Regions from separate parts of the Homo sapiens genome. Here all the other regions are linked to region 3. Evidence: read pairs that join two places in POLR2A ChIA-PET (ENCODE). Cell type or tissue: HepG2. All regions are shown on one strand. Region 1 overlaps CSNK2A1 (casein kinase 2 alpha 1). Region 2 overlaps CSNK2A1 (casein kinase 2 alpha 1). Region 3 has its middle 9.2 kb from the start of TRIB3.

Region 1 (8,000 bases), 110 kb before region 3:
CTGAGCAATATGCTTCTCCAACCGACACCGTGTGTGATAGATGGCTCCGTTTTCACGTTTTGAATTCTGTTTCTTGTACTTGAAATGCCTGTCCAGCTTACATAAGATAGATTAAATTGTTAGAGTGGGACTGTCAGAGGAATATATCTTGTAAAGTAGATCCTCAGGGTATGGCTAATTACTATAGTCCTAAAGTAGCAGAGAAAATTAGAGATTGGTTGACAGATTTGGGAATTTTAATTTCTTCTTAGTTTTTAACTTTCATCTTTGCTTCACCTTTTGACAAGTATGGTTATAATTAGAATTGACCATTTAAGCATCTCTTGAAAAACCTGATTTTGTCCCACCAGCAAATTCTCTCCCAAGACTGGAATTGGGTTTGCATAGTAGAGAGCCTGTCTTCCCAGGGCCTTTTCCTAGTTAAAGAAACACTTAACTAAAAAGGCTGTGTGGTAAGGTCATGCTCAGTTCCTTCCTCAAAAAATGAGTCTAAAATTGGTTTATCCTGAATCCGACTTCCCCCACTGTCATCACTTACCCTTGCCCTTCTTTTTCCTCAGAACACCTGAACTTTTGTTGTATTATTTTGTATCTCCCCACTTGCATGTAAACTCCCTGGTGACCTTGCATGTCTTATGCAATCCTCATTAAAACCTTTTGTTTTTTTTTTTAAGTGGGTTCGTTTTCCCTCAGGATCGAAGAGTATTGAATGGAATGGCACGAGGAAAATATTTAACACCCTACTTGGCTTGTAATAATAGGTGCTTAATAAATTGTAGTTCCACTCTCCACTCCATTGCCCCCTTTCTCTCCCTACACACACACACCCACCCACCCACACACACACACACACACACACAAAGTAAATGGAAGTATTGTTGCATAAAGAGCATCTCAAAATCCTAAGAACTTTGCCCTTGAGTTTGCAGCTATAATTACAAGCCACAGGCCAGACTGAACTAACATGACAAGTAACTTTATTTAATGAGACCCTGATAAATAGGTATCTGAAGACTAAGGAATGATCCTGGCCAATTTAGTAGACTTAGATGCTGCAGTCTCCCTGCTTTTCCCCTGCTGTATTACCTGTGTGTAATATAGGTTGAATATCCCCTATCCAAAATGGTTGGGACCAGAAGTGTTTTGAATTTTTTTGGATTTTTGGAATATTTGCGGAATACATACCAGTTCAATATTCCTAATCTGAAATTTGAAATATTCCAAATAGCATTTACTTTAGGCATCATGTTGATGCTTAAAAAATTTCAGATTTTTGAGGATTTTGTATTTTCAAATTAGAAATGCTCAACGTGTAATACGAAATTCAGACTATTCTCCAAGTAAAACATATGTAGATGGTGTCACAAGATGTTCTGGACTCAATCCTATGTAAATAAGTACTTCCTAGACTTTATAGCTCTCCTTTGATTCTGTGCTAAATTTAACCATTAGAGAAGCAATGTAATGTTACTGCAAGTGGTCTACCTCTAACAGAGTTCTGTCTGGCAGTGTGATTTTTTTGATCAGTTAACCTCTCTGAATCTTTTCTTCACAGGTGATTTAAATTGTTATTGTAAAACATTTTAGGCATGTACCAAATTATAAAGAAAGCTGTAACACATCCATAATCCTACCACCCAAGTTGAATTTCCATTGCCAATACAGACCAAGCCCCCTTTTTGCCCTTTTTTGGTGATACCCTCTTCTTCCTCCCTTCCCCAGAGGTCCCAATATTTCCTATCTGTTAAATTGGGGTATAAGTACTGATTTCATAGAGCGGTTGTTCAGATTCTATGACAGATGCCTGGTATATGGTAGAGTTACACCAAATGTTGGTTTCTCTTCTAAATTGTACAGTTGTGCAGACTATGTACAGTAAAAGGATGCTACATTATAGGGAGGCCATAGATGTTTGCATTTGGAAAATTTCTGACTCTTTTCCAGCAGGTGGCAGTAAAGTGTCTTTACTAGAAGAAAAAATATCCAAGCATTAAACATGACAGGTTTTCAACGGGTACAAGTCAAGTTTCTGATTGAATGAAGGCCAGCATTGCCTTGTTCCCACTCCCTCTATGGAAAGCCAGATATTTTGCACTGTAGCAAATTACAAACTGGATTTGTCTCCCTGTCGCTCTACTCACTAGAAGTTTTTTGTTTGTTTTGTTTTTTGATACGGGTCTTGCTCTGTTACCCAGGCTAGAGTGCAGTAGCGCCATCACAGCTCACTGCAGCCTCAACCTCCCAGGCTCAGGTGATCCTCCCAACTCAGCCTTCCAGGGACTACAGGCACGAGCCATCATGCTTGGCTAATTTTTTTTTTTTTTTTTTTGGTAGAGATGAAGTTTTGCCGTGTTGCCCAGGCTGGTCTTGAACTCCTGAGCTCAACAGTCTACCCGCCTTGGCCTCCCAAAGTGCTGAGATTAGAGGCATGAGCCACCACACCTGGCCCACTAGGGATTCTTATTGGCCTCAATGTGAGAAGCCCTTCCCCAGGTACCTCCAGATGGAAGCTTACAGGATGGTCAGTCCATTTCTTAGAGAAGTTCCTGGGGGGATTGAGTATTTCTGAGTCAGCTTCACTCTTGCATCATCTGCTTTGACAGTTTTCTTGGCTCCTGTAATGAGAAAAAGGGAAAAAAATGCTGCAGCAGCTGGGGCTGGCTTCCTGATCCCACCCTGGGAATCAGAGTCTCAGCTATTGATAAACATTTCTAGCCATACCTAGAAGGAGAGGACCTTGCTTCTGTGTGTTGAACAGTTCCAAGAACTCCATGGTGAACTTCCTATGAAGAACCCTCCATAACCCTCAACCCTTCAAACCTGACGGTATACCTCATTTTGTTCTCCCGTCTCTGGCATTCCTCACCCACCCACGCTGACTGGTCTTTCCAAAGTTCATTTCTGTAATATAGGATGTCTTTGGTTTCAACAAACATTTGTAAGTGCCCCTGAGCCTGGTCTTTGCTATACACTGGGGATTGAGAGGTGAGACACAAGCCCATGGGGAAATGTATGTTAATTAGAAAAGTGAAAAAATTGTGTATATGGGATAATTCCAACTGTTTTAAAAAAAAAATCCTAGGAAAAATGCAAATGCCTATTTCAGAGAAAGAAATGGAAATCCCAAGGTGGCAAAAAGGAAGGCAGAATTCATCCTGAATGTAACTGGGGTTTTTTTGTTTTGTTTTGTTTTGTTTGTTTGTTTTGTTTTTGAGACAGGCATGGGATTACATGCACCACCACGCCCAGCTAATTTTGTATTTTTAGTAGAGACGGGGTTTCTCCATGTTGGTCAGGCTGGTCTCGAACTCCCGACCTCAGGTGATCCGCCCGCCCAAGCCTCCCAAAGTGGTGGGATTACAGGCGTGAGCCACTGCGCCCAGCCTAAGTGGGTATTAAAGTCAGTGCTTCCAAGACACTGGGTCTGGGTATAGGTGGGCCTCAGGCTATGGACTAGGGTTTGAATGCCCCCAGGGAGATAGGACACAGACTCCCGGGCTTTCTAAGATAGAAACTGAAACAATGCTGTGGCACTTGGAAAGGCTACAGGGGCAGGATTGAGGTGGTGGGGGTGGTAAAAACTAGAAGAATACTAGCTGTTGTTGCCTCTGGGTGATGAGGTTAAGATACCACGGAAGGCCCACACACCTGTGGTTGGAACACTTTGGGAGCCGGGAGTCCCAGACCAGCCTGGACAACATGGCGAAAACCCACCTCTACAAAAAATAGATTAGCTGAGTGTGGTGGTGTGCGCCTGTGTCCTAGCTACTGGGGAGGCCAAAGGACGAGAATTAATTGCCTGAGCCCAAGAAGTCAAGGCTGCAGTGAGGTGTGATTGTGCCACAGTACTCAAGCCCAAGTGACAGAGCAAGACCCTGTCTAAAAAGATTTTTTTAAAGTCACAGAAGCTGGGCGTGGTGGCTCATGCCTGTAATCTCAGCTCTTTGGGAGGCTGAGGCAGGAGGATTGCTTGAGGCCACGAGTTGGAGACCAGCCTGGGCAACATAGGGAGACCCTGTCTCTACCAAAATTAAAAATTAGCTGGATGTGGTGGCACATGCCTGTAGTGCTAGCTACTCTGGAGGCTGAGGCAGGAGGATCACTTGAGCCCAGGGGTTCAAGGCTGCAGTGAGCTATGATAGTGCCACTGCACCCCAGACTGAGCAACAGAGTGAGACCCTGTCTGTAAAAGAAGTTGTTATTAATTGAAAAAAAGATTTAACAGGCTGGGTGCAGTGGCTCACACCTGTAATCTCAGCACTTTGAGAGGTGGAGGCGGGCGACTCACTTGAGCTCAGGAATTCAAGGCCGGTCTGGGAAACATGATGAAACCCTCTCTACAAAAAATACACAGATTAGCTGGGCATGGTGGTGCATGCCTGTAGTCCCAGCTACTTGGGAGGCTGAGATGGAGGAATCAATTGAGCCCAGGAGGTTGAGGCTGCAGTGAGCCATGATTTCACCACTGCACTCCAGCCTGTGCAACATAGGGAGACCCCGCCTCCAAAAAAAAAAGTAACAGAAAAACTCACTAGGTGCCGGGCATGGTGGCTCACGCCTGTAATCCAACACTTTGGGAGACCAAGGCGAGTGGATCACCTGAGGTCAGGAGTTTGAAACCAGACTGAACAACATGGTGACACCCTGTTTCTACTAAAAAATACAAAAATTAGCTGGGCTTGGTGACGTGTGCCTGCAGTCCCAGCTACTTGGGAGGCTGAGGCAGGAGAATTGCTTGAGCCTGGGAGGTGGCGGTTACAGTGAGCTGAGATCACGTCAGTGTACTCCAGCCTGGGTGACAGAGCCAGACTCCATCTAAAAGTAAAAAAGAAAAACTCACTAGGAAGGAATCTTGAAGTCTTGGAGAAGAGAGAATGGTCCATGAGGCCTCAGAGGAGGGGCTGCCTGAACTGGCGAGGGAGAGGCCCAGCCTAACAAGTTTCAGCTGCCAAGGCCCATGCCTGGGATCAGAACCCTGTCTCCTGGCTCAATTTTGCTTGTGGGGCTGCTTTTGCACAGCTATGTTGCCAGGAATCTGTCCAGGTTCCTAGCCAGTCATTGCAGACAAATTTTTTCTTTCTTTTGCTTTTGTTCTCTGTCTAGTCTTAGTCTCACAAATTTCTAAGGCAACTGTATGTAGTTCAGCTGATCTAGATCAAGTTCAGCCCAAGCAGCTGTTTTTCAGGTTGTGGGTCGGCTGGGCTGGACACCTCCATGTGAATTGGATTCAGGTTTGCCCAATGTGGCAGAAGTTGCAGCAGCTACTCAGGGCGTGCTCTTCTCATGAATCACAGAAACTTAGAAGAGACCAAATGGAATCACACAAGCACATTTCAAGCCTCTGCTGTGTCACAAGCACCATCATCCCATTGGCGAAAGCAAATCACATAGCCAAGCCCAACATCAGTGCAGTAGGGAAGCATAGAGCCTGTGTTGGGAAAACTTTATGAGGTTATATGGCAAAGGGTGTGTATGTTTAGTCTTATTACAGGGGAATGAAGAAACAAACCAATAATGCAATCAGCCATACTATTCATATATATCAGTAGGAACAGAAGGCAACCACATATAACATCTATGTATATATATATGTGTGTGTGGAAAGGATTACACCAACTTTTTTTTTTTTTTTTTGAGTCAGAGTCTTAACTCTGTCACCCAGGCTGGAGTGCGGTGGCATGATCTCAGCCCACTGCAACCTCCACCTCCCAGGTTCAAGCGATTCTCCTGCCTCAGCCTCCCAAGTAGTTGGGATTATAGGCACATGCCACCACACCCAGATAGTTTTTGTATTTTTACAAAACAACAGGGTTTCACCATGTTGGCCAGGCTGGTCTGGAACTCCTGACATCAAGTAATCTGCCTGCCTCGGCCTCCAAAAGTGCTGAGATTATAGGCGTGAGCCACCGTGCCCGGCTGAGAATACTTGTTTACTTGTTTTCAAGCAACAAAAATTGAGAATCAGTCTTTGAGACTCCATGGCCAGAAACAACACAACATTCCACTATACACAGGGTGCTTCTGGGGGTCCTCGGTGTTGTGTTTATTGGGGTGGTACCTAAATGTTGTATTTGCTCTATAATTATTTGTTAAACTCTCCATTTACGTTTGGGGCACTTCTCAGTATATTTGCTAGAGTTCAAATGTTTAAAAGTTTACAAAATGAAAACTGAGCAGAGTAAGACAAGCCAAAAAAGTATTAACTCAGCAGGAATGGGAAAAGTTATGAAAGGAGGGAAAACTAAATATCATACTGCTGGTTCAGCTGTGATTAGAATTTACGTAGTCATAATGGAAACACTGAATACTGGTCTAACCAGGATTACAGTATGATGACAATGGAAAGAGGAGTGATGGGAAATGCTGGCATGTGTGGTGGTGTTGGTAACAGGACAAGCGGTCTAAGCTCTAAACTCTCATCATTTATAAGGGGAACTAATGCCTAAAACTGAAAAATCAAACAGTTGCATGTTATTTTGAGATTTTTTAAATTATTGTTAAGATAGTAGCAGTATTTACTTTTAAAACTATATTTATGTATTACTCTGGTGAAAAAGCAACTACTTTTAATAAATGGATATTTATCTTGAATGCATCCACTTCCTCCCATTCCCGTTGCCAAATTCCTCATCCCAGCCACCATCCTCTCTTGCTTGGAGTATCATAGCAGATAACTGGTCTTGATGCCTTCCCATCTCGTCTCAATTCCTGATTCATCTGACACCTGCAACCAAAGATCTTTCAAAAATAAATATTCTAGTCCAGGCACAGTGACTCATATCTATAACCCCAGCATTTTGGGAGGCCAAGGCCCGATGATCACTTGAGGCCTGGGTAACACAGCGAGTCCTCTGTTCTACAAAAAATGAAAACATTAACTAGTGTGGTGGTGTGTGACTATAGTGCTAGCTACTGGGGAGGCTGGGTGGGAGGATACGTTGAGCCCAGGAGTTGGAGGCTGCAGTGAGCTATGATCACATTGCTCTCAGTGAGACCTGGCTGACAGAGTGAGAACCTCTCTCTTAAAAATAATAAATAAATTTTATCTCAGTCCCTTGCTTAAAAGCCTTTCAAAGACTAGATCACTTGCAATGTTGTTGTCTCCTCCCAAGGGAGTCATTCCTCCCTTCCTCTTTGTTGACAGAGCCCCAGTTTGAGGGACAGCGGGATATCCACCATGCTGCTGTGAGACTCGGGCAGTTGTGACTGGTTTAGAAGTGGATACACAGGGAGAGGTCTTCTGGAAAAGGTCTTCTGGAGAGCTGAGATCAGAAGACAATCAACTGGCTTCAAATCTAAGGAGAGACAGGCACAAAATGGAAGAGATGACATGGGCACTGGTTACCTGGTAAACACAAGTGGACACTGGTGAGGGACTGGGTCATGGAGACTGCAGTAGTCTTTACCCTTTTCAGCGTTTTTCACCATGAACCCCACTGGGAGCACACAGAAGATTGGAGAAAGTTTTAATAAAATGTCTCAAGATCTGGAAGAAGACAATGGCAGCTACTGTGAAAGGATCACAGTGCTCCACCCAGACCCTTCCCTGTATCCCCTACCGGACAAAAGCCTTAGTCTGTGGAGGGAAGGACACCAAATCCTGTCACCCCCTTGGATGAAGCTCCCTTGCATCTGGGGGAATGAAACAGGAACAAAACAAAACTTTCCCTGGGCAGGGGCAGGAATACACACTGGGCCCAGAACTGGGGGAGGAACAGGAGCACTAAGGAGGACATAACCCCAAAATCAGAGACACAAAGGGCCTGACAGAGACTGAGACTTGATCAGAACAGAGAATTCCCTCCTCCCCCACCTGCCAATGGTAAGCTGACAAGCCTTGAGTTAGAAGTAAAAATGTTACAGGAGAGAGACAAGAGTATGGGAAGAAGACCCTTTCTGAGGGTCACAAAGGGAGGACCTAAAGCTGAGCAGGGAGCACACATGGAAGGAGAAAATCCCTCTGGCAGGCCAGCCTGCACCCTCAGTCCAAGGTGTCATTG
Region 2 (8,000 bases), 140 kb before region 3:
GGAGGCTGAGGTGGGAGGATTGCTCAAGCCCAGGAGATGAGGTGGAGGTTTCAGTGAGCCGAGCGAGATTGCACCACTGCACTCCAGCCTGGGTGACAGCGCAAGACCCTGTCTCCTGTCTCAAAAAAATAATAATGATAATATTTGGTCTTTGACCTCCCTTTTCTGTCTTTTCACATCCCCTCTTGTTTTTGTTTTTTGTTTGTTTGTTTGTTTGTTTTTGAGACAGGGTCTTGCTCTGTCACCCAGGTTGGAGTGCAGTGGTGAGATCATGGCTCACTGCAACCTTGACCTCCCAGGCTCAAGTGATCCTTCCATCTCAGCCTACCAAGTACCTGGGACCACAGTTGTACTCCACTACACCCAGCTCATTTTTATGTTATTTGTAGAGAGGAGGTCTCGCTGTGTTGCCCAGGGTGGTCTCAAACTCCTGGGCTCAAGTGATCCTGCCAGAGTGCTGGGATTATAGGTATGAGCCACCACACTGGGCTTCACATCCCCTTTTTATCACCATCCCTTAACCCCCAATCTCTTAGTACCCTTTTATCTATCTGAGATTACAGAGTCACAGTTGAAGAATCCTCTGTTTTATTTTCCCGTATAATTAATGAAGGCCAGCCATTTGAAATTCATGTGAATACCTTTCTTACTATAAGCAGATTATTTGGTATGCGTGACAGTAAGGTGAAGCACCTCTTTGGGGGTACTGCAAAAATAGTTAGCTTGTTGTCTTCCCAGTGGAGAATCAGATCTGCTAGTTCATAAATTAGGTCCCAGTTGATGAGCCCCAAAGCTTCAAGGGTCATTCAGACAAGTACTGGAGAATCTCAAGAGTTTCATTAGTTATTAGTCTTTTCCCACTCCTCACAGAGGATGCCAGGGCCTTGAAACAGCAGAAGAAGACTGGGTGATGAGAATGTACATGACTAGTAATAGGAGTTGGCTATTCTCCATATGTCAGATGGTTTCCAGGGAGAAATGAGGACTCATTTTGTAATGTCATGTATACTTGGGAGTTAGCCCTCAGTGGCCGGGAATTAACCACGGCTACTATAATTTTTGTATTTTAAAGAATGAAGGTTCCAGCCTGTAAAGATAGGTTTCTGCTTATTAGCTTTCACTAAGGAGCTAGGGGATAGTAATTACTTAATACAAATTTACATGCATTTCATGTTTCTAAGCCCTTTCTGGAAGATCATCTCACTTCATCTTCCCTTCAGTCTGCAAGCACAGTTAGACAGGTTTTATAAGTGATGAACCAAAGCTGGGAAAAGCCCAACAGAGAGATCACTTTTAAGCATAGGAAAAGGGCTTTGAGATCCACAGACGAAGGCTGTCTTACACGTATAAAATGTTAACCAGAAGAGTAAAGTGGCTGTAAAGGTTATGTAGAGAAAGATACTGTTTCCTGTCAGAGGAGAGGCTGAGAATTTAAAAGTTTAGTATATTAAAAGTAATAAATTTCTGGGGACAGCATTTCTGTTGGGTTCATGCTGCTGTTTCTACTATTTTGGCCATATTCACACCTACACCTTTCTCTACGGTTTTCCTAGTGTCTTTCATTGCTGTCAAGGCAGGCATAGTAGTCACAGAGTCACCAATCCTACAACATAGATGACCTTATTTCTTTGGGAAGAAGAAAAATTACAAGAAAACATCTGGTTTTTGCATGTTTGATGTGTTTGTGTGTGTGTGCGTTTACAGTTTTAACTGATATTAAGTGAAGATAGATTAATGTCACCCAGGTTTTACAAAATCAAAGAAATAGAAATAATTTTAAAGACTTTTGGTACTTGAATTACTTTGTTGTTTTCTGGTCATTTAGTACATTTATGGAACCTCAGAAGGTTTGAGTTGAACAGAGGCAAGTTACAGCAGTTTTTTGGGTGGGAGAATTCATAAGTCAGCATGTGAATCTTTTGATCTCATATATTTGGAGTGGAATGTCATTAATTGTGTTTGTCACGGTTAAGGAATAGAGAATTAATCTCCATCCCAGTCTTGCTATTCTTCTGAAAGCCTTTAGCTGCCGACACCATGGGCATAAGGAGGTATCTCTTCTGGCTTCTCTTTGGGTGTGGTAGCTAAGTTACAGCTTACCTTGGAAAGATGAGCAGCTTGTAAGCAACAAAAAAACAGTATAGTTAACAAATGCATCGTCAACAAACAAAACAACCCAATCAAAAAATGGACAACAGCTTTGAATAGACATTCTCCAAAACAAATATACAAATGGCCAATAAGCATGTAAAAAGATGCTCAACATCATTAATCATTAGGGAAATGCAAATTAAAATCACAGTCAATGAGATACAACTTCATACTCATTAGGAGGGCTGTTACTGAAAAAAAAAAAAGAAGAAGAAGAAAAGAAAACCAAAAAATAGGCCAGGCACAGTCTATTTTGAGAGCACTTTGGGAGGCCGAGGTGGGAGGATCCCTTGAGGCCAGGAGCTCAAGACCAGCCTGGGCATAAGCAAGACCCCTGTCTCTATAAAAACAAGCAAAAAACAGAAAATAACAAGTGTTAGTAAGGATGTAGAGAAGTTGTAGCCTTTGCACTGTTCCTGGGAGTGTAAAATGATACAGTTGCTGTATAGGAGTGAGCCACCGTGCCCAGCTTGTTGAAACAATATGCTGGTTCTTCAAAAAATTAACATAGAATTACTACATGGTTCAGCAGTTCCACTTCTGGATATATACATAAAAGATTTGAAAGCGAGGTCTCAAACAGATGTTTGTACACCTATGTTCATAGCAGCATTATTTACAATAGCCAAGCTGTGGAAGCAACTCAAGTGTCCATCAGCAGATAAATGGATAAGCAAAATGTGGTGTGTGTGTGTGTGTGTGTGTGTGTGTATATATATACACAGTGCAATATCATTCAGCCTTTAAAAGGATTGGAATTCTAACACATGCTACAACATGGATCAGCCTTGAAGACATTATGCTAAATTAAATAAACAAAACAAAGGACAAATATTGTCTGATTCCACTTATATGAGGTTCCTAGAATAGCCAGCTCAGGCAGAAAATAGAATAGTGGTTGCAAAGAGTTGGGGGAGGGAAAATTAGTGTTTAGTGGATACATAGTTTTCATTTGGGATGGTAAAAATTTGTAGAAATGGATGATCTGGTGATTACTGCACAAGAATGTGAATATACTTAATGCAACTGAGCTTTAGGTTTAAATGTGGATAAAATGGCAGTTTTTATTTTTTTTAGATGAGGTCTCTCTCCTGTCACCCAGGCTGGAGTGCAGTGGTGCAATCACAGCTCACTGTAGCCTCGACTTCCTGGTCTCTGGTGATTCTCCTGCCTCAGCCTCCCAAGTAGCTGGGACTGCAGGCAGACACCATCACACCTGGCTAATTTTTTGTATTTTCAGTAGAGATGGGGTTTTACCATGTTGCCCAGACTGGTTGCGAACTCCTGGGTTCAAGCGATCCACCCTCTTAAGCCTCCCAAAGTGAGCCACTGTGCCTGGCCATAAAGTTTATGTTATGTATATTTTACCACAATTTAAAAAAGTGTTTCAACAAGCTGGGTATGGTGGATCACTCCTATAATCACAGTACTTTGGGAGGCTGTGGTGGGAGCATCACTTGAACCCAGGAGTTTGAGACCAGCCTGGGCAACATAGGGAAACCCCATCTTTACAAAAAAAAAATTTATTTAATTAGCCAGCTGTGGTAGCCCACGCCTGTGGTCCCAACTACTTGGGAGGCAGAGGTGGGAGGATTGATTGAGCCTGGGAGGTCAAGGCTGCAGTGAGCTGTGATCAGACCACTGTACTCTAGCCTGGCCTACAGAGGGAGACCTTGTTTCAAATAAGAAGATTTCAACAAAAAGTAAATAAAAATAGTACAAAGGGCATCTCTATTCCCTTTACGCACGTTTACCTATTGTAATATTTTACCCAGCTTGTTTTATCATTTGTGAGTGTGCAGTCATGTGTGCTATATATATACACATGTAAACGTGTGGGCACATTTTTTTCCTGAATCATTTTAGGGTAGATTATATGCATCATGGCTGTTTACTTCTAATTACTTCAGGAAAATTTCTTAACAATAGACATATTCTTGGGCTGGGCGAGGTGGCTCACGCCTGTAATCCTAGCACTTTGGGAGGCCGAGGAGGGCGGATCACCTGAGGTCGGGAGTTTGAGACCAGCCTGACCAACATAGAGAAACCCTATCTCTACTAAAAATACAAAATTAGCCAGGCATGGTGGCGCATGCCTGTAATCCCAGCTACTCGGGAGGCTGAGGCAGGAGAATCACATGAACCTGGGAGGCGGCAGAGGTTGTGGTGAGCCAAGATCACGCCATTGCACTCCAGCCTGAGCAACAAGAGCGAAACTCCATCTCAAAAAAAAAAAAAAAAGAATAGGTATATTCTCTTAACTATTGTGATTATGTACCAACTTCACAAATTTACATTGATACAATAATTTAATACCCTCTGAATTCCAGTTCTGTCGATATTGTTTTTTATAGCATCCCCCTCCACCTCCTGCAGTATGGGATACAGTCTAGAGTATTGCATTTATGCAATGTCTCTTTAGCCTCCATTTGTCTTTTATGCTGTGGACATGTTTTAGAAGTATAGTACCCCTTCCCCCTTTTTAAATAGACACTTCCTCTTTTTCTGAATGTTTCCTGGTAATTGAATTGAAGTTATGGCTGGGTGCGGTGGCTCACATCTGTGATCTCAGCACTTTGGGAGGCTGAGGTGGGAGGATTGCTTGAGCCTGGGAGTTCAAGACCAGCCTGGGCAACATGGTGAAACACCGTCTCTACTGAAAATACAGAAAATTAGCTGAGGGTGGTGGTGCGTGCCTGTAGTCTCAGCTACCTGGGAGGCTGAGGTGAAAGAATCACCGGAGTCCAGGAAGTTGAGGCTTCAGTGAGCCATGATCACACCACTGCATTCCAGTCTGGGCAGTGGAATAAGACCCTGTCTTAAAACACATACACACATACAAATTGAAGTTATGCTGTCTCAGCCAGGAGACTTGCATACGTGTTATATCCTTCTCACGTTATCACAATCTGGAGACTCAATACAATTTCATCTAAATGCATAATGAGGGGAATCAGCACATGCTGTAGGAGATAGGGAAGACATCATTGGAAAGGAACCTGATTTGATAGCATATTTCTAACATCTTACTTATTTTCCCCCGGTGTCAAATTTTGCATTAGCTCAGCTAATCTGTATTACTGTTTTATACCAGTTTTTAAGCTCCTGTATTAAATATAAAGAGAATATTACTGATTTCTGTTTTTAAATTTAATGAAACCAAGTGTGTCTTTCAAATGGTGATCAAGGTTCTACTGATTATTACCTTAAGGTTCCCCCAAAAGATTTGGATTGGTATAAGATGACATGGAGCTTTGATGTATGAGAACAAGCCTTTATTCTCTTCCTGGTTTCATCAAATATGAGTCAGAATGGCAAGTTGTACTCTTAGCTTTGCCGCCATTCTAGAACCTTTTAGCACCCCTACTTAAGTTACAGAAAGCTGCTGAAAAGAAAGTATTTTTCTTGCCAATACCTTTTGTAGAATATATAACTAGTGGTAATGCTGATGTATCTATCCTCAATGCCATTTTTCTCTTCCAGGCTGTCTTACAAAAATCATTCAAATTTTGCCTGCAGAGGTAACAGGATATTTGGCAAAATATGATTAAAGCAAATATCAGTTTACTGTATTTCTTGGGATTTTTCTTCTCATGTTATAGGAAGCACTGGTTAACACAGTTGAGCTATATTTATTGGCTGTAGGTAGGAGAGCCAGAGGTATATTTCAGGCCATTATTATTTGTAAGATTATTTCCTTCCCATATACCTTCTGTAAATGATTCCTTGGACTTTGTGCATTTTGTTTCTGCAGTTTGAAGAAAACAGGTCTGAAACAAGGTCTTACCCCCAGCTGCTTCTGAACACAGTGACTGCCAGATCTCCAAACATCAAGTCCAGCTTTGTCCGCCAACCTGTCTGACATGTCGGGACCCGTGCCAAGCAGGGCCAGAGTTTACACAGATGTTAATACACACAGACCTCGAGAATACTGGGATTACGAGTCACATGTGGTGGAATGGGGGTAATTGTTTTTGTTGACTTCATTATACTCACTCAAAGGGCTGAATCTTGTGGATCTGTTGAGTAGTTTTTGTCAGAAAACCTCCGTGACTCTGTATGTGTATACCTCAGGATCAAAGCCCAATTTGTGTTTTCTTTTGAGCTGAAAATTTGGTTTTGCAGTGAGGAAGCAGAGTTGCTTTGGCAAGTGAACAATTTTAATGGGCTTACCATTTAAAAATCATTTTAGTTTCTTATCCTTTTCTATGATGTATATGCAGTCGTGCACCACATAACAAAGTTTGAATTAATGACAGACCACATGTAGGACAGTGGTTCCATAAGATTATAAGAGAGCTGAAAAATGTCTGTGGCCTAGTGATGTCATCGTAACATCAACAGTGCATTCATTACCTTTTCTACGTTTAGATACACAAATACCATTGTGTTACAATTGCCTAAAGTATTTATTACGGTACACATTTGTATCCTAGGAGCCGTAGGCCATACCCTAGGTATGTAATATGCCATACCATGTAGGTTTGTGTAAACACTCTGATGTTTAACACATTTCTCAGAATGTCATTAAATAACGCATGACGGTATTCTGTATGGGCACCTGGCAACAAAAAGTTACCTATCAGCTTGCTTATCAAGCCAAGGGCATTGCAGATCAGTGAGAAGTGATACTTGAGAGACTTTGAAAACACCAAAGTCTTATATAAAGTATTTTTGAGGTAGAGAATGTTGTTTCGTGTTAATACAGGAGGACGAAACAGTTCTCCAAAGAGGTAACTTCTTTCTGATGAGAAACAATTAAATTCTTAAACATTTGCCCTTATCCTGAGACTAGGCATGTCTTAGCATGGAATTCAGCCCAAATTCTATCTTGAACAGTTGTAGTCTGCCTGAACAGCTGTGTTTGCCCTCCTAATTCTCTGTGCAGACTCATTTGGATGTTTGCATTTCCTGTCCCAATGTGGTAGACATTTAATTGTTCAGATCATACTTTTGTGATAAAAGCATTTTGACATTCAAGTGCAAAAGAAAGCAATTTGAAAACTAAAGCTACAGCTCCTGTATGCTGTATTTTATATCTGACTGCATGTGATTTCTGTAACCTGTAAGTGGTTAGTGGATGGCTTCCCTAAATTGTCATAGGGCGTATTTTTAATCTTGAGTATGCCATGAATTTGTGTATGTGTGTGTGTGGAAATGAGTCTTGCTCTGTTGCCCTGGCTGCAGTGCAGTGGTGTGATCTCGGCTCACTGCAGCCTCCGCCTCCTGGGTTCACGTGATTCTCCCACCTCAGCCTCTCGAGTAGCTGGGATTACAGGCACCTTCCACCCTACCCAGCTAATTTGAGTATGCCATGATTCTTAACAGTAAATACATTGCCTCTGAATACAGAGGCACTGTATGCTGTAAAGACACCATTAAATGCCAGTGTGGTTTAGTACCAATAAATGTTGTTATTACTGATAATCTAACAATTCTCCTCTTATGTCACAGGCTTTGGACTCTAGGTGACACTGTGTTTACTATAGGAATTTCAGCCGCTATCTTCAAATTGAGTGCTTTGCACTTGGTTCTGCTTAAATGGCACTAAAGAGCCCTTTTGGGCTTTTGGCATGGTTCTGTTTGCTTGCTGGCATTTGTTTTGTATGCCCTCCCATAGGAAGAGAACTCAACCAGAAGTAGGAGCATTCTTCCCCTACACCTGCCATGATTATTATGTTGTCCATTGTTTTTAGTACCTTTTGTCTTTTCATTCACTTTCTTTTTAGCTACTTGAGGAAAATGAATGGTTGAGGTGGTTGATTTGGTTCATATTGGATACTTAGTAGGTCCAGAGGATTCTATCCAGTAGGATAGAATTTAGGCCTTATTGGAACTGTGTTTGTCAT
Region 3 (8,000 bases):
ATGATGCCTTAGAACTTCTGGTTGCGTTCCAAGTCTGGCTGAAGCCACTGAGCCTGTGAGATTGTGGACAAGTCACCTCCCTTTGCGGGGGCTTCAAATTTCTTATCTGTAAAATAAGAAGAGAAAGTTGGAGTAGGTCAGTGAGGTCAGTGTTTTCTGAAATATACCATGTACAACAATGGCTGAGTGCCAGAGGGTTTTAGGGTCTCCAGATACCGTATGACATAACTTTGAATCATAATTGTGATACACTTAAACCCTTTCAGTTTTCTTGCTGTTTCTCCAAAGACTCAGGGAGAAAGTCTCATTTAACAGCTTCTTTTTTTTTTTTTCTTTTTCTTTGAGACGGAGTCTCGCTCTGTCACCCAGGCTAGAGTGCACTGGCGTGATCTCAGCTCACTGCAAGCTCCGCCTCCCGGGTTCACGCCATCCTCCTGCCTCAGCCTCCCCAGTAGCTGGGAATATGGGCGTGTGCCACCACACCCAGCTAATTTTTGTATTTTTGCTAGAGACAGGGTTTCACCATGTTGGCCAGGATGGTCTTGATCTCCTGACCACGTGATCCACCCACCTTGGCCTCCCAGAGTGCTGGGATTACAGGTGTGAGCCACCGCGCCCGGCCAACAGCTTGTATGGTTTTTTTTTTTGTTGTTGTTGTTTTGTTTGTTTTTGAGACGGAGTCTTGCTCTTGCTCTGTCACCCAGGCTGAAATGCAGTGGTATGATCTCAGCTCACTGCAATCTCTGCCTCCCGGGTTCAAGCGATTCTCCTGCCTCAGCCTCCCAAGCAGCTGGGACTACAGGCGCCCGCCACCACGCCCGGCTGATTGTTGTTGTTGTTGTTATTGTTTTTAGTAGAGACGGGGTTTCACCGTGCTAGCCAGGATGGTCTCGATCTCCTGACCTCGTGATCCACTCGCTCGGCCTCCCAAAGTGCTGGGATTACAGGCATGAGCCACCGTGCCCGGCCTCACAGCTTCTATGTTTTTAACACCTCTCTTGTTAAGAATGAGACAGCAGAGTTCAGCTTGGAGCCTTCAGCAAGAAACAGGATTTAGCTGGAATGGAATAACCTGGTTCTGCTTTTTTTGTATGTAATTGTATGCTTACCTCTTCTTTATGGCAAATCATAGTAGTTTTCTATTTGAGGTCAGTGATTTAAAATTTCCATGTTAAATAAATTTAGATAAGTTTTTTAAAATGAGGTGGTTGTGGTCAAGCACAGTGGTCCATGCTTGTAATCCCAGCACTTTGGGAGGCAGAGGTGAGTGGATCACCTGAGGTCAGGAGTTTGAGACCAGCCTGGCCAACATGGCAAAAACCTATCTCCGCTAAAAATACAAAAATTAGCTGGACGTGGTGGCATGCACCTGTAGTCCCAGCTACTTGGGAGGCTGAGGCATGAGAGTCGCTTGAACCCAGGAGGCAGAGATTGCCGTGAGCCGAGATCATACCACTGCACTTCAGCCTGGGTGACAGAGCAAGACTCTGTATAAAAAAATAAATAAAATAAATAAATAAATAAATAAGTAAAAGATGAGCTGGTTGGAAGGAAGACATTATGGAACTAATATAAAAAATAAGTACATGGATTCAGACCAATCAACTTGGGGAAGACAGTGGGTGATTCAAGAATGGCAACTCCAGGGCTGTGATCCTCTCTGGGAGCCCTTATCTAGGAGACCGGGCACCTCCCTTCTCTGGAGGCCCCTGGGGGCTTTGCAGAAATCTCTCACCATCCAGATCACGCTAGGCTGGGCCTAAGGAGAGGCAGGAAGGCCAGCCCGGCGGTTGCCCCAGGGGCGGCCTGGGATTCTTCCTGAGAAAGGCTCTTCTCATGCCTGTGGGTGGAGCCCTGTGTGGGGACCTCCCTTACGTCATCTTGTGTCATCCTCAAACTTCCCCATGAAGCTGCTATTTTTATCCCTGGAGACAGATGAGGAAACCAGGGCTCAGAGCAGTGACATCACTAGTTTAAGGAGGGAGGAGACAGTGGGATTCAGAGCCAGCTGGCCTGGCTCAAAATCCGTGTGGTCTCTTGTCCACTGTCTTGGACAAAGTCACTTAGCTACTCAGACCCACAGCCCTATCTATAAAGTGGGATTGATGACAGTGTTTTCCTGTAGGGTTATTGAACTGCTTATTGTCATTGGGATTTCCCTCCCTCCCTTCCTTCCTTCCTTCCCTCTTTTCTTTTCTTTTCTTTTGAGAGAAGATCTCACTCTGTTGCCCAGGCTGCAGTGCAGTAGGGTGATCATGACTCACTGTAGCCTCAACCTCCCAGGCTCAAGCGATACTCCCGCCTCAGCTTCCTGAGTAGCTGGGACTATGGGCATGCACCACCATGCCTGGCCTGGGAACTGTTATTGGATTAAATGGAGGGTTAAATGGGCTAATACAGGTTAAGTTCACGCTTAGGAGAGTTCCCAGCACATGGTAAGCACTGGAGGGTGAGTGGCTATTATTATTTCCAAGGCCCCAGGGCTGCTGCACCTCCTTCCCCAGCAAACACACCCAGTGAGAGCTGAGGATAAAGGGGGAGGTGGGGACACACTTCCTGAGAGTGGCCCATGTGGAGCCTAAGCTGTGCCTTCCAGTGCTTCCTCATGTCAGCCTCACCACAGCCCTGTGAGCTAAGGATGCATTTACGCCCACTTTGCAAGTGAGCAAATCCAGTGTCAAAGAGTGAAAGTAACCTGCCCAGCGTTACACAGCTAGCCAGTGTGGCTTTTTGAGACGGAGTCTCACTCTCACCTAGGAGTGCGGTGGCATGATCTCAGCCCACTGCAACCTCCGCCTCCCGGGTTCAAGCGATTCTCACGCTTCTGCCTCCTGAGTAGCTGGGATTACAGGCGTGTGCCACCACGCCTGGCTAGTTTTTGTATTTTTAGTAGAGATGGGGTTTTACCATGTTGGCCAGGCTGGTCTCAAACTCCTGACCACAAGTGATCTGCCTGCCTCAGCCTCCCAAAGTGTTGGGATTACAGTCATGAGCCACCGTGCCTGGCCTGGGATTTAAACCCAGGTCTGCGTGGTTCCAAAGTCCACGTCATTCCACCATTTCAGGAGCCTCAACAGGATTGACGGGAGGTTCCTGGGGAAGTCCCGTGTCCTCCTCAAGGGTGAAGGGTTCTCTCTTTCTGTGTAGTGGAAATAGCTAGATCATAGCCATGGGCTGAAGACAGCTGGTCTGGTTCTGACCTTGCCTCTGACCTTGGGCAGCTACAGGTCTCTCCCTGGGCTTAGGCACATAATTGCTGCTTTGTATGTATAAGGGGTTAGGATCTCCAAACTTCCAGGGATCCTGATTCTCTTTCTCGCCTCTCAGCTGGAGGATGAGGGAGCCCCAGATCTGCCAGCTCCCAGTGCTGGACGCATTGCTGAGTCACCTGACCTTCCTTCCTTCCTGCCTGCCTTCCTGCCTTCCTTTTGCCTGCAGGTCCTGAAGCCATCAAAGGCCAGAGAAGGAAGGGGATTATATGTTCAGTCTGGATAACTGCCCAGGCCTTGCCTTTCTGAGAAAAGCTTGGGGGGTGGGGGTGGAATGCTGAAGCACTCAGCCAGTTGCATCAGAAAACCTTGCGCAAGGCGCCCTCCTGGGTCCAGCACTGAGCCCTGTCCCATAGTCCCCACCCCTACCCTGTCCCCTGAGGTGCCAGAATGAGGACTGTTCAGCCTTGCGAGGGACACTGAGCAAGGCCAGGCTGTCAGGGAGTGATGGAGGAAGTTGAGGGATGAAGGAAGGCTTTGGGGCCAGTGCTGAGAGGGCTTAGGCCGCCTGGGTGAAGGAACTTGAGCTGGAAGTTGCTCCTCAGGACATTTAGATCCAACTCATCCACCTGGCTTCTCTCCCAAAGAAGAGGAGACAAGGCCAGTGCCCTGGACACTAACTGACCCAGATCCTTGACTGTGGTCCTAGGGTGAACCCTATTGCCTGACTTTGCACTTCAACTGCACTCTGGCCTGAAACCTTGAACATGGTCTGACCTGTGATCACTAAGCCCTGGGCCGTAGCCACAGCTAACGCCGACCCAGGTCCCAAACTGAACGGTGTCTTGGTCACTTTTTCCCCACATGATCCATAAACTGAATTTGAATTCTAGCTCCTGATTGAGTTATAACCCTGGAGATAGATTTAGCTCTAATCCATCATGTGTGACCCCAGGCCCCAGATAAACCCCAACTGTAGCCCCAGATACCCTAGCCATAGATTCTCTCTCTGGTCTCAACAGGGCAGTGCTCAGGCACAGGAATCAAGAGCTTGGCACCTGCTCCCCTCCCCTCTGGGCTGCTCCCCATACCCCCCCAGGTCGAGGAAGGCTGAGGGGCTGGACTGAACATGGGACAGCCCCCTGACCAGCCTGACTGTGACTCAGCAGGGTGGGAGCTGGAGGTAGAGTCAGGCAGGACCACTGGGGATAGGCCAGGCAGGTGCTGAGTCAGGGCAGGGAGAGAGGGACAGTCTCTGAGTGCAGAGCTGGTCTGGGATGTGGGATGGTACATGTGGTCCGACAGGCCCTTTAAGGTAAAGCAGCTCCAGTCCTGAAGCCAGGCCCTTTAAGGCAAATAACCCCGATCCTATCCATCTCCATCTACCCATTTATTGTCCATTTTTCCATCACTTATCCATATTATTCTCTCCCAGAGCATCCTGTTCTTTTCCACCAGAACACTTAACTATAATTGGAATTATGTATGTATTTGTTATTTGTTTAGTGTCTGCCTCACCCACTGAACTACAGGCTCCCTTAGGACAGGCACCTTGCCTGTGTGGCTCACCAGTGTCTCTAGCACCTCATACAGTGCCTGGCACACGGCAAGTGGTCAGTAAATAGTAGTTGAAGAGATTAAATCCCTCCACCCATCTATTCATTCCTTTTCCATCTATGAATTATTATTTTATAATGCATCCCCACCATCTAGCCATTCGAATTTCTCGCTGTTCTTTCATCTACCCTCCATCCGACAAGCATCCATCCATCCACCTACATAGCTTTCCCATATCAATCCATGCTATTTATAGAATCATCCGTTTCTTCAACAAATATTTACTGAGTACCTACTACTTGCCAGGCAACATTCCAAAGGCTAGGGATACTACAGTGAAAATAACAGACAAAAGTGGCGCTTACATTCCATTAGAAGGAAAAGTGCAGCCAGGCACAGCGGCTCACACCCGCAATCCCAGTACTTCGGGAGGCTGAGGCGGGAGGATCACTTGAGCCTAGGAGTTTTAGACTAGCTTAGGCAACATGGTGAAACCTCATCTCTACAAAAAAGTACAACAACTAGCCAGGCATGGTGGTGAGTGCCTGTAGTCCCAGCTACTCAGGAGGCAGAGGAGGGAGGATGGCCTGAGCCAGGTAGGCCAAGATTTCAGTGAGCTGAGATCATGCTGCTGCACTCCAGACTGGGCAACAGAGTGAGACCCTGTCTCAAAAAAAAAAAGAAAGAAACATGCAAGAAATAATTACCATAATAAGTACATTGTAGCACATGTTAGGGGGTGACGAATGCAAGGGAAAAAAAGAGTAAGTACAGAGATGAGGAGTGTTGGGTGGGCAGGCAGTGGCTGTATTGAGTGGAGTGTTCAGTGGATGCCCTGAGACTATCCGAAGGGCAAATTCTTCAGGAAGAGGAACAGCTCATGCAAAAGCTCCAAAAGGAAGCTGACTAGCTGACTGGTGTGCCATCGGAGAAGGTCAATGTGGCTGGAGTGCAGCCAGTGACAGGGAGGCGGTGGGAGATGAGGTCAGAGAGGTAAAGGGGGTTCAGATAATCTGGAGCTTTGGAGGCCTTTGAAAGGACGCTGAGGAGTCATGGGGAGGCAGGGGAGGGTTTAAGGAGAGGAGGGAAGTGATCTCACTTACCTTTTTTTTTTTTTTTTTTTTTTTGAGATGGAGTCTCGCTCCTGTCATGCAGGCTGGAGTGCAGTGGCGCGATCTTGGCTCACTGCAACCTCCACCTCCTGGGTTCCAGTGATTCTTCTTCCTTAGCCTCCTGAGTAGCTGGGACTACAGGCGTGCATCACCTTGCCCGGCTAATTTTTGTATTTTTAGTAGAGATGGGGTTTCATCATGTTGGCCAGGCTGGTCTCGAACTCCTGACCTCAGGTGATTCACCCGCCTCAGCCTCCCAAAGTGCTAAGATTACAGGGTGAGCCACCATGCCCAGCCATTTTTTTTCTTTTTTTTAAGTACAGACAGGGTTTTGCCACATTGCCCAGGTGGGTCTCAAACTCCTACACCCAAGTGATCCTCCTTCCTCGGCCTCCTCAAGCGCTAGGATTACAGGCATGAGCTACCATGCCCAGCCTTGACTTACTTTTAAAATAAAATCATTTAGGGATCTGTACTTGGAATAGACTGAATGAGGCAAGGACAGGAAGACAAGGGAGCAGGTGTTGCAATAATTCTCTTAAACTCCAGTGGCTCAGAGCAGGGCAGTGGCCATGCTAGAGGTGAGCTGTGACTGGATTCTGGGTATATTTTAAAGGTGGAGCCAACAGGATTGCTGATGGTCTAGATGTGGAGTTTGAGGGAAAAGGAGGTGTCAAGGTGCTTCCAAGGTTTCTTGGCCTGAACGGTGACAGGTATGGAACTGCCATCAAATGACATGGAGCGAGGTGTTTGGGGGAAGCCCAGGTTCAGCTTTGGTTCTGTGGAGTCTGTCATGTCTTTTGACATCCTCAAAGAGACATCAGGTAGGTATTTGAATGTATGGGCTGGAGTTCAGGGGAGAGGTCTGGGCTGAGGATACAGTGTTGGGAGTCATAGACGTGAGACTGGATGAGAGCTCCAGGGACCAAGTCCTCACTGCTCCAACAGGAATGGGAGAAGCAGGGAGCCTGAGAAGGAGGAAAACCAGCAGAGAGTGGAGGCCTGGCCACCAAGTGAAAAGAAGTACATCAAAGAGCAGGGAGTGGTCAGCTGTGTCAAACTGTTGATCAGTTAAGAAGATGAAGAATGGGCCGGGTGCGGTGGCTCACACCTGTAATCCCAGCACTTTTGGAGGCCAAGGTGGGCGGATCACGAGGTCAAGAGATTGAGACCATCCTGGCCAACATGGTGAAATGCCGTCTCAACTAAAAATACAAAAATTAGCTGGGTTTGGTGGCTTGTGCCTGTAGTCCCAACTACTCGGGAGGCTGAGGCAGGAGAATCGCTTGAACCCAGGAGGCAGAGGTTGCAGTGGGCCAAGATCGTGCCACTGTATTCCAGCCTGGGTGACAGAGCAAGACTCTGTCTCAAAAAAAAAAAAAAAAAAAGATGAAGAATGAGAACTGAACACATTGGATTTAGCAATGTGTTGAAATTGACAAGAGCAGTTTCAACTAGGGAAGTGACAGGTAGAAGCATGATTAAATGGACTTAAGAGACAAGAGGGCCAGGTGTGGTGGCTCACACCTGCAGTCCCAGCACTTTGGGAGGCTGAGGTGGATGGATCACTTGAGCCTGGGAGTTCAAAACCAGCCTGGGCAACATGGCAAAACCCAGTCTCTACAAAAAATACAAAAATTAGCCAGGCATGGTAGTGCACACCTGTAGTCCCAGCTACTCAGGAGGCTGAGGTGGGAAGATCGTTTGAGCCCAGGAGGTTGAGGCTGCAGTGAGCCATGATCACGCCACTGCACTCCAGCTTGGGTGAGAGAGCAGATCCTGTCTCAGAGGGAGAGAGAGAGAGAAGACTAATTAAAAACAGCGAGGATAGACAATTTTCTCAAAGCCCTTTTCTGCAAAGGGGAGAAAAAATAGGGTGGTAGCTGTGGGGAGGGCTTAGGATTGAGTGAAGGCGGTTGTCTTAAAGACCCACCCATGAATCTATTCGATCCCATGGGCCGTGTACCTGACCCTCCTTACCGCGCATCTGACCCACCGTCTGTTCCTCATCCGTAAGCTGAGTCTGTTCAGAACTCCTATAGGGTACCAACTCCCATGCCAGACCCTGGGGTGGGCATGGAGGGCAAGAAATGGATGAACCCAAACTCTGGCCTGGAGTAGG

The links. Peaks named below come from ENCODE experiments on the same cell type or tissue, not always from the same donor. Only the 100,000 strongest peaks of a DNase experiment are listed, where the experiment ranks them.
Region 1: POLR2A ChIA-PET joins it to region 3 with 14 read pairs; 18 of 35 experiments call an interaction of 5 or more read pairs at or near these places.
Region 2: POLR2A ChIA-PET joins it to region 3 with 17 read pairs; 3 of 35 experiments call an interaction of 5 or more read pairs at or near these places.

What each region holds. Positions count from the first base shown.
Region 1 is chr20:473,095-481,094 of GRCh38, reverse strand. It overlaps CSNK2A1 (casein kinase 2 alpha 1), which reads left to right. Exons shown (of 14, transcript NM_177559.3): 14 at 1-8,000. Among named protein-coding and RNA genes, the nearest start is that of TBC1D20, 15 kb to the right of the region's middle. RefSeq lists a silencer at 4,691-4,895. In HepG2, a CTCF peak has its summit at 1,945 (motif pointing right); DNase peaks (open chromatin) are centred at 1,944, 2,872 and 4,304.
Region 2 is chr20:506,566-514,565 of GRCh38, reverse strand. CSNK2A1 (casein kinase 2 alpha 1) reads left to right here. Exons shown (of 14, transcript NM_177559.3): 3 at 5,906-6,115. The coding sequence starts at 6,015. Among named protein-coding and RNA genes, the nearest start is that of CSNK2A1, 33 kb to the left of the region's middle. In HepG2, a CTCF peak has its summit at 3,807 (motif pointing right); DNase peaks (open chromatin) are centred at 3,855, 5,911 and 6,152; H3K4me3 peaks cover 439 bases.
Region 3 is chr20:367,551-375,550 of GRCh38, reverse strand. No RefSeq gene overlaps it. Among named protein-coding and RNA genes, the nearest start is that of TRIB3, 9.2 kb to the left of the region's middle. In HepG2, no CTCF peak of the experiment used is centred here; DNase peaks (open chromatin) are centred at 1,890, 3,520, 4,420 and 5,080; H3K4me3 peaks cover 804 bases.